Linked DNA regions of Homo sapiens: region 2 is linked to region 1. A link is a loop called in an ENCODE intact Hi-C map of the cell type or tissue named here. Cell type or tissue: PC-9. All regions are shown on one strand. Each heading gives the region's core, and the rest is flanking DNA. Links, peaks and the distances in the headings are about the cores only.

Region 1 (5,102 bases), core at 761-4,760:
CACTCCAGCCTGGGCAACAGAGCAAGACTCCATCTCTAAAAAACAAAAACACAAATAAAAACCACAAGTACAGATGAAAATATGGATGAGTTCTCCTGGGCATTCTGTCCTTCAGTTAGAAAGATGGTCCGGCAGCAGGAAGCCTCTTGTGTTGACTTCCCTCACACGACTGTTGATTGAGCCACGCTGCTCCACTCCCTACTGGCTGGGCTCCATCTGCATGCACTGCCATCCTGGGAGCCTCATTGTGGAGGCTTTCTTTGTCTCTCTCCTGTGGTGGATCTCTTGTATCCTGGATCTTATATTTCTTTCTTGATTATTCTTTTTATTTTGTTTCCCATATCCCCTTGAGAGAGAGTGCTTGTGAAGTAAGTTTTTGGTAACTGTGCACGGGTGAAAATGTCAAATGTCTTGATTCTAAATATATGCGCTTTGATCGACTATTCTATACTTGCTGTATTGCCTTCTCACTTGTCTTGTTGCTCTTGAGAAGGCTGAAGCCTTTCTGATGCCTGACACTTTATCCTGGACTGTTTATTTTTTTTCCCTTTAAGAGCTTGTGGACTGTTCTCCTTGTTCTTGGTGTTCCTGAAATACAACAATCATGTTGCTTGGAGTGGGTCTGTTTTCACTCAGGTCATTGTCACTGGGCCTAGACAGGCTCTTTCAATCAGGCAACTTTTGTCATTCAGTTCTGGAAATTTTCTCTGAATTATTTCTTTGTTGATTTTTCTCCCTCCTTTTTCTTTTTTCTTTTTCCTCTTTCTGGGGTTCTATTGTTTGGCTGTTGGAACTTATAGACAAGTTCTGTAATGTTCTTTCTTTTTTTTTTGAGACAGGGTCTCGTCTGTTGCCCATGTTGGAGTGCAGTGGTGCAATCGTGGCTCACTGCAGCCTTGACCTCCTGGGGCTCAGGTGATCCTCCCATGTCAGCTTCCTGAGTAGCTGGGAGGTGCACACTACCACATCTGGCTAATTTTTGTATTTTTTGTAGAGATGGGGTTTCAACCACATTGCCCAGGCTGATCTCAAACTCCTGGGCTCAATCAAGTGATCCCCCTATCTCGGCCTCCCAAAGTGCCAGGATTACAGGTGTGAGCCACTGCACCTGGCTGTAACGTTTTCTCTCTTTCTCGCTTTCCAACTCCTTGTTCTTTTGATTTATTTCCTTGGAGATTACCTCAACTTTATTTTCCAGTCCTGTTATTGAGAAATCTTTTTGGGTTGCTATTTGAATGTTTCTTTTATATGGTATCCTGTTCTTGTTTCATAGATGCAATATATTTTCTTATTGCTCTAAAGATATTATGATAGAGACTAAAACAGACAAAAGAAAACAATTTGGAAGAGATAAGATTATACAGGGAGGAAAGAAACTTTCAAAACTGTATTATATTTAGAAGCTTTCCTTAGATGTCTGGTATTCTTTGGCTGTCTGCTCATAAGTAAGTGTGGGAGTCTAAATGCTGACTTGAACTCTGGGCTCCCTGGCAGGGCTTATTGACTTTGAGCTTCATTGAAGTGCCATGTGGATGGGCCCTTTGTTGTGGAACCCCTCAGGTCAGTATCTTCAAGTCTTTCATCTGGGCTGGTCAGATTCTTCAAGGAAGAGTCTTCTGATCTCCTGCTCGAAGGGTGAAGGTCTGGCTGCTGGTATTTTGGGAGCCGAGTGGGGTGAAGAGAGCTGGGAGTCTCTGCATTCAGTATGCATATGGCCACTGAGTCCCTGTTTTAGGTAAGGTACTCACCCTCAGCTGGTTGTCCAAGGACTCTGTTATCACTCTCTTCAAAAATAAGACTCTTAAACTTTTGCAGGGGTGGGAAAGTGGTAATTGCCCAACCTTATGAAGAGAGGAACGAGGGATCCAACTACTTCTCAACAGCCTTCTCCCCATATTTCTTGTCAAGCCTCCTGGGGAACTGGTTGCCAATCCCCAAGTCTCTTGTGGACTGTGTAGTATAACATAAGTTGGATTTCAGCTTTCCTGTTAGTTTGGGATTTGGCTTTCTAGGATCCTCTGTCAATTTATGTTTGTTTGCTTTTCCAGCTTCAAAAATTCATTGCTGTTCTCCACGCTCCTTTTTTTTTTTTTTTGTCCTTCACTCTGGTCCTTGCGGGTTATGATTTAAAAATTATCTTTACAATATTTTTAGTGTGGTTTTGGTGGGGACCAAAGTTAGATGCTTTTTTTTTTCAATCTTCCGTCTTACCCAGATGTGCTTTTTCCTTTTTCATAAACTCATTTCTTTTGAGAGACAAAAATAAGTTATCATTTAGATTAGGGTAGATTTGCCTTAAATTTGGAATTTGCCTGCAAAATTGTGAATTTAATTACAAATTTGTTAATATTGATAACCGTTTTAGGTATGTTTTTGATATATAATTAGCAGCCTGGTCTACCCTGAAATAACTTAGAATATGACTAGATGAAAGAAACTGATTGAGCTTGCATACAGCATATTTTAGCAACAGTTTCTCCTCATTTTCTTTAAGCTCTTTAGCATCTTAAAGTTAAGAGTTTTTTTTTTTTTTTCATTTTGTCATAATTTACTTGTGTTTCTTATGACCTCGTTATAAAGGGGTTGATTTGTAGGAAAACTGAATCTTAGTCACGGTAATTGGGAGCTACTAGAAATTTTTAAAAAATGATCTCCATTTACCCACAACCTTTGGTTGAGCAAAGGGAAACTTGGAAAAGTTGAACTTTGCTGAAACTCACTCAGCTGGTTAGTGACTCAGGAGTTTTTTGTTTGTTTTCTCTTGTCAGTTATGGCAAGAGAAAACTATATATACAGCCAGCAGGGGGAGCTCCTTCCCTTAAGCTTACGTGAGAGAAGTATTATACTATTTATGTTCTCTGTATTGCCACAAGGGTAAGACAGCCTTTAAGACTAAAAATGATACAACATCAGATAGACACCATATGAAAGAAATAAAGGGAACTTTTGTTGGAACTACCATGTATATGTATTGTGACCATTTTTGTGTTTAGTTATATTATGAGAGAATACTTCTAGAAGTGGGGATATTTTGCAATTTATAGTTTAAAAAGAGGCATTTACATTAAACCATTTTTTAGAGACTATATCTTTCAAAAGCGTTATTCATTTAACAGATATTCTGTGTTTACTATTTCCCACACATGATTGTAGGTGCTGGGAATATGGTAACAAGCAATATATCAAGATTAAGACCTCACGATTTGAAGTTCTTTTATACGAAGTGTAAATACAAGCCTAAAAGAAATACTTTTTCCCCCAAAAGAATTGACTCTTTAATTTGGTAGGACAATCAACTGCATTTTTCCTATGTCAACAGCAAAATATAAGATGATAATATGACTTATACTGAATGCTTACTTTTAGGAATTTCACATATATCTTCAAGTATCATTCTCCTCTGCAAAAAAAAAAAAAAAAAAAAAAAAAGACTATTCCAGTGTTCTTAAGCTTTGCTGCATATTGGAATCACTTGAAAAATTTAAAAAGGCTATTAATGCCTGGCTCCCCAGCCCAGACATTCTGCTTTTACTGGCATGGAGTGTGATCTAAACATTGTGATTTTTAAGCTCCCTGGGCTATTCTAATGTGCAGAAAAGTTTGGGAACTGTTGGACTGTTTCCTAATAGTGACAGCTTCCTGAAGACAAGCTCCTTTGAATCTCTTTTCTTCCTGTTGTGTCACCTTGCACAACATATTTGACCTAGCAGTGATCAATAAACATCCAGTGCTTGGTTTCTTACTAACTCTGCTTAGAGTTTATGGTCATCAGCATAATGACTCACTTGTGTACATATTTAACTTATTTATTCCACTCTTTGTCATTTTCACCTTGCAAAACCCCAAGCCTGATTAAACTCAAGTCTCTGCACATTCTGTCTCTGCATCTACCTAGCTAACTGCAGCTGCAGAAACACATATCATGGGGACGACTCTCTTTAAATATGTGACCACCAGCCTCACAGACACCCTTGGTACAACCAGCAATCCTATGATATTTCTTTAGTCTGTTCATACTCTCTCTCTCTTTCCCTTTTTACATCCTATTTTCTCCCCTCGCTCTCAGCTGGTGATTTTTGCTGTGTATTTTAACAGAGAAAATGTAAGCAATCAAAAGCGAATGTCCTCATACTCCCACCTGTATAGGTGGCATTCCTCTGAACCTCGAGATGAACTGTTCAGCTCTTCTGGGGTACCCTGGATCCATCTTGTCTTCCCTACTCAAGGAATCATCCTTCTTCTTGTCTCTCTTCCTTCATCAGGTTTTCCATCTCTGCTGGATGATTTCAACCAGTATAGAAGCATGTCATTTTATCCTTAATCTGAAACCAAACATTAAAGTCATCTCTACACCTCTCTTCAGCCATCATTCTGGTTTTCTGTGCCTCTGCTTTTTCATCTGTAAAATGGACAATAGTATTGGCCCTACTTACCTCTTAGAACTATGTTTTGAAGACAGAATTGAAAGTACTTTGAAATGTTAAATGTGTACATGTATATATGTAATTGTTTATAAATTCAAAAGTTCTGTGTTGAGTACCTGCTGGGTGCTAACATGCAAAGAAGAAGAAAAATATACAGTATCCTCAGTGAGCTTTCAGAAGAATAAAGTCAGAGAAGCAAATAAAAAATTACAGTATAATAGTTCTAATGGAGGTTGTGGTATATTGAAATAGATTTTTTGACAACTGCCATTTTTACACATCATGTGCTGACATTTTGAAGTATTCTGAATCCATCTTTCCAATATAATCAGCTAACAAATGGTGGTTTTCACTGTACCAGGTTTCAGCTTGACATTCCAATGAGTCTTACACTGTTTCAGGATAGAATTATGTATTTTTATGAAATTGGAGGAAAATGCTTAGGAGAAGGTGTTGCTGACATAGGAGAATTTCAGGCAAGTCAAGGCTGATTTGATATTCTCAAGACAAGGACTCGTTTGAGTGGTATTAGACTACCTGAAAGACCTCCTATTGTAAAATTTAAAAACCTTGACGTTTGCTCAATTATGCAACAGAGTTATTCTGGGGATGAGTGGTAGAAAGATGGAATGGGAGCTCAGAGTGTTCTCTGTGTATGCAGATCCTCTTCTCTTCTTG
Region 2 (5,102 bases), core at 442-4,441, 430 kb after region 1:
GCTTGTCTGACAGAATAATTCCAAATGACCTTCTTTTGAGTTTGCTGATTCTTTCTTCTGTTTGATCCAGTCTGCTTTTGAACCCCTCTAATGAATTCTTAAATTCAGTTATTCTTTAGCTCCAAAATTTCTGGGTTTTAAAAATATTTTCTGTCTCTTTGTTGATATTCTTACTTGATTCATGCATTGTTTTCCTGATCTTGTTGAGTATCTTTATGATGGCTTTTTCTGAATTCTTTGTCATGTAATTCTTAGACTTCTACTTCTTTAGGATATGTTTTGGAAGTGTATTTTGTTTCTTTGATTGACCATGTTTTCATGGTTCTTCATGTGCCTTGTTACTTTGTGTTGGGATTCGTGCATTTAACAACAACAGAAATAAAAAAAACAGCCACCTTTGTAGACTTTGTGTGGGGAAAGTCTTTTACCAATATGTCTGTGTAGACATTCTGGATTTCTTAGATATCTTTTCTGTGGTTGTGGTTGTGACCTCTCTGGATTTTTGCCTGTGAATTTCCAATTAGAGAAGTTTTGCTGGTTTATTTTCTCATAGTTTATAATCTTTTGATCCCTGGTATCTGTAGGTTATCCCTGGTGTCTGTAGATTATCTGGAGCTGCCATAAGCTATCCAACTCTTTTGTTTGTTTGTTTTGAGACAGAGTCTTGCTCTGTTGCCCAGGCTGGAGTGCAGTGGCACGATCTCAGCTCACTGCAACCTCTGCCTCCCTAGTTCAAGCGATTCTCCTGCCTCAGCCTCCCAAGTAGCTGGAACTACAGGTGCCCGCCACCATGCCCAGCTAATTTTTTGTATTTTTAGGAGAGACGGGGTTTCACCATGTTAGCCAGGATGGTCTCGATCTCCTGACCTTGTGATCCACCTATCTTGGCCTCCCAAAGTGCAGCGATTACAGGCATGAGCCACTGCTCCTGGCCCAGCTCTTTTTTCTTCTTAGTGGCCCCCAGGCATCTGGAGTATACTGAGTCCTATCCGCATTTTGAATCAGGTGAGGCAGAAGCCAGCGAGGCAACACTCCTTGCCCCTGTGAAGTCAGAACTTTGGATGCATGTCTAACTTTTTTCCTCCCCAGGGAGAAGCCAAGAGTTGGGGTTTTTCTCAACTTTCTTCATGCCGAGCTGGGGGTAGGGACAATGGTGAGTGAGTGCTGTTGCCTTTGTTCTTAGTAGTCCTTAATTTGGTGTCTTTCAACTATTAGATTCAGACATGACAGAAACCAGTTGCCCCGAAAAGTCAGATCATTAGATGTATGTTCTAGTCTTCTGTTTTCCTTCTGAGGAGGAAGCCACGAGTTGGGAGTTTCCTCTCTATTGCACTGCCCTGTGGGGTGATGAGAGTGTCTGGGAAGTGAGTGATATGAATTTTCCTAACAGCTTTGATACAGGTGGTTTTGTGCTTGCCTAGGTGCAGGAACCTTTTAACTAATTTCTGGATTTTTCACAAATGGAATTGGTCCATGTATTTTTGTTGAATCGGTGTCTCATTGAGGGAAGGAGGGTCTGGGGCTTCCTATTCTGCTGATGTCACTCCTCCACTTTTTAAAAATTAAGAATGTAGTATATGTTTTAAGGCTTTCAGCAAAGTTTTGGTAATAGTCTCCTGTGATTATGCTTGTCAACAAAGAGAAATATTGACTGAGTTTTTAACTTAATGCATGACTTATATGTAGGTACCAAAAAGATCCTAAGACAGTATAATAAGGAGATTATATCTGGAGTCAAATTCTGGTACTGCCAGTAGAAGCTATTACATTTTGGTAAAGTCTCTAACTTTTCTGAACATGTTTCTCTGTGAATGTGGGACTGCCGTTAATACCTGTCAAAGTTGTTGGGAGACTTGAGTATATAAAATGCCTAGCTCAGTGCCTGATGATTATAGTAGCTTCCCAATAAATTCAATTTCTGTGTTTTCTAATTAAATCAGTGCCACTCTAGCGAGTAATCTCTAATAACATGCCACAGAAATTTTGTTTAAGGTTGTTTATTGTCTTTATTTTCAATTTTGACCTAGATGAGAACATTAATGACAGTAAAATTTATGGATAGTGTAATAGCTAATAGACTGGACAGTTAAAGGATCAGAATTCAAAAAGATCTTGACTAAGGAGGAGTTATGATTATAGGGCTCAGTGTTATGGGATGGACGAATGTCAGGGTGCAGGCAAAAAAAGGGATTGGATTGAGGCTAAAGGAGACATAGAATAAAATATTCCATGAAGAAAGGCATAGTGAGAATCCAAAGCAAGCAAACTATTCCTTATAAAATAATTGAATGGGTTTTCACTTCTAGTAGTAGGACTATCTTATCCCATTCAGTGTTTCTTTCCTGTTTTCTTTTTGTTAGGTAGTTAAACCTCTGAGATTTGATCTCTGAGAGGTAATACCGTAGATCTGTGTTATGATTGGTCATAAATTCCTGGAGCAAGTTTCATTGCTTTTCAGAAGAATGCTGAGACTCTTAAAGCATATGAAATAGGATTAATTCTTCCTTGGTATCTGGGGATTACTTCCGGGACCCCCATGGACACAAAAATTTGTAGATGCTCAAGTTCTTTATATAAAATACTGTAGTATTTACATATAACCTATGCATATCCTGCTATATACCTTAAATCTTCTCTAGATTACTGATAATACAATGTAAATTGTATGTAAATAGTTATTATTATACTGTATCATTTAGTGCAAACTTGTCCAACTTGCAGCCCAGGATGGCTTTGAATGCGGCCCAACACAAATTTGTAAACTTTCTTAAAACATAAGAATTTTTGCGATTTTTTTTTTTTTTTTTGGCTCATCAGCTGTTGTTAATGTATTTTTTGTGTGGCCCAAGACAGTTCTTCCAGTGGGGCCAAGGGAAGCCAAAAGATTGGACACTCCTGGTTTAGGGTATAATAAGGAAAAAAAAAAAGACTGTACAAATTTAATGCCGACATAATCATCTGTTTTTTTCCCAGATATTTTTGATTCATGATAGACTATATTGACTCTATTCAGTATTTCAGTCCATGGAGGTGGAACCCATGGATAAAAGGACTGACTGTACTGTGTTTGAAGGACTGAAGAAATGGGATAGGGACTGGGGACAAGATAGGACCTGACCAGTAATTAAGGTGGAGCTGAGGAAGAGGCAGGGGTTGGTGTGGAATTATTAACCTCTCTTTCACTTCTTCCAACCATTTTCTTGTAGCTGTGGGTCAGCAATGGTACAAGTTAAAAAGAAGGGACACAGATGCGGGGTTGGGGTAAGTCAAAGTCTAAGCCAGGCAGCAATAGAGTATAAGATTAATTCTACTGAAGACTAGCAGCAAAAAAGTTACTAGAAGCACTCTTGCATGAGTTAAATTGGAAACTGCTTATATCTACTTAAAAAAAGATATTAATGAACTGTAGCTTTTTGTGTTTTATTATTATTATTGTTATTATTTATTTATTTATTTATTTTTTTTTTTGAGGTGGAGTCTTGCTCTGTTGCCCAGGCTGGAGTGCAGTGGCGAGATCTCGGCTCACCGCAAGCTCTCCTTCCCAGGTTCATGCCATTCTCCTGCCTCAGCCTCCCAAATAGCTGGGACTGCAGGCACCTGCCACCACGCCTGGCTAATTTTTTTGTATGTTTAGTAGAGACAGGGTTTCACCATGTTAGCCAGGATGGTCTCGATCTCCTGACCTCGTCATCTGCCCGCCTCAGCCTCCCAGGGTGCTGGGATTACAGGCGTGAGCCACCGTGCCTGGCCACTTTTATTATTTTTAATTGACATAATTGTACATATTTATGGGGTATAGTGTGATATTTTGATACATGTATACAATGTGTAATGATACAGTCAGGATAAATGAGCCATCACCTCAAACATTTATCATTTCTTTGTGTTGGGAACATTCAAAATTTGCTCTTTTAGCTATTTGAAAATATATAATAAATTGTTAATTATAGTTGCCTTGCAGTGTTATAGAACACTAGAATTTATTCCTCCTACCTAGTTATAATTTCATTTAACCAACCTCTGGCTACAGACCCTCCACCTGCCACTTTGCCACTTTCTAGCCTCTAGTAACCACTATTCTCTTCTACCTCCATGAGATCAACTTTTTAGTTTCCCCAAAGGTAAAATAAGCCAAGTTCTTAGTAGTCCTTAACTTGGACTTCTAACTCATTTGTCTTCCACAAGTGAGAATATATGGTATTTGTCTTTCTGTGGTTGGCTTATTTCACTTAACATAATGTTCTTCAAGTGCATCGGTGTTGATGTGAATCACATAATTTTATTCTTTATTATGGCTGAATAGTATTCCATTGTATATATACCACATTTTCTTTATTCATCTGTTAATGAGCACTTAGGTTGATTCCATATTATTGTTAATAATGCGGCAATAAATGAGAGTACAGATACCTCTTTTCACTTACTGATTTTCTTTCCTTTGGATATATACCCAGTAGTGAGATTGCTGGATCATATGGTGGTTCTATTTTTAATTTTTTGAGGATCCACCATACTATGTTCTGCAATGCCTGTACTGATTTACATTCCCACCAACAGTGGATAAGAGTTCCCCTTTCTCTGCATCCTCGCCAGCATTTGTTATTTTTTGTCCTTTTGATACTAGCAATTCTAACTGGGGTGAGTGAATATCTCATTGTGGTTTTGATTTGTATTTCCCTGATGATTCATATGTTGGGCATTTTTCCATATGCCTGTTGGTTGTTTGTATGTCTTCTTTTAAGAGATGTCTGCTAAGCTCATTTGCCCTTTGAGTTCCTTGTGTGTTCTGGATATCAATCCCTTGTCAGATGAATAGTTTGCAAATGTCCCCCATTCTACTAGTCATCTCTTCACTCTGTTGCTGCCTTTGCTGTGCAGAATCTTTTATTTTGCTATAACACCATTTATTTTTGCATTTGTGTCTTCTCCATAAAAACCTTTGTCCAGACTAATGTCCTGAAGCGTTCCTCCTGTATTATCTTTTAGTACTTTAATAATTTTAGGTCTTACATTTAATTATTTAATCCATTTTGAGTTGATTTTTGTGTATGGTGAGAAATAAGGGGGCTCGTTTCATTCTGCCTGTTTTCACAGCACCATTT

What was found. A loop is a pair of places that touch in the nucleus more often than their neighbours do. Peaks named below come from ENCODE experiments on the same cell type or tissue, not always from the same donor. Only the 100,000 strongest peaks of a DNase experiment are listed, where the experiment ranks them.
Region 2: it touches region 1 in a loop (4-fold over the local background); 13 of 110 quality-filtered maps call a loop at or near these places.

What each region holds. Positions count from the first base shown.
Region 1 is chr12:64,793,625-64,798,726 of GRCh38, forward strand. It overlaps a transcript of TBC1D30 not described here. Among named protein-coding and RNA genes, the nearest start is that of TBC1D30, 28 kb to the right of the region's middle. In PC-9, for the core only: CTCF peaks have their summits at 2,859 and 3,059; DNase peaks (open chromatin) are centred at 2,767 and 3,727; H3K4me3 peaks cover 602 bases; H3K27ac peaks cover 3,064 bases.
Region 2 is chr12:65,224,946-65,230,047 of GRCh38, forward strand. All of the region lies in intron 4 of LEMD3 (LEM domain containing 3), which reads left to right. Among named protein-coding and RNA genes, the nearest start is that of MSRB3, 51 kb to the right of the region's middle. In PC-9, for the core only: no CTCF peak of the experiment used is centred there; no DNase peak of the experiment used is centred there.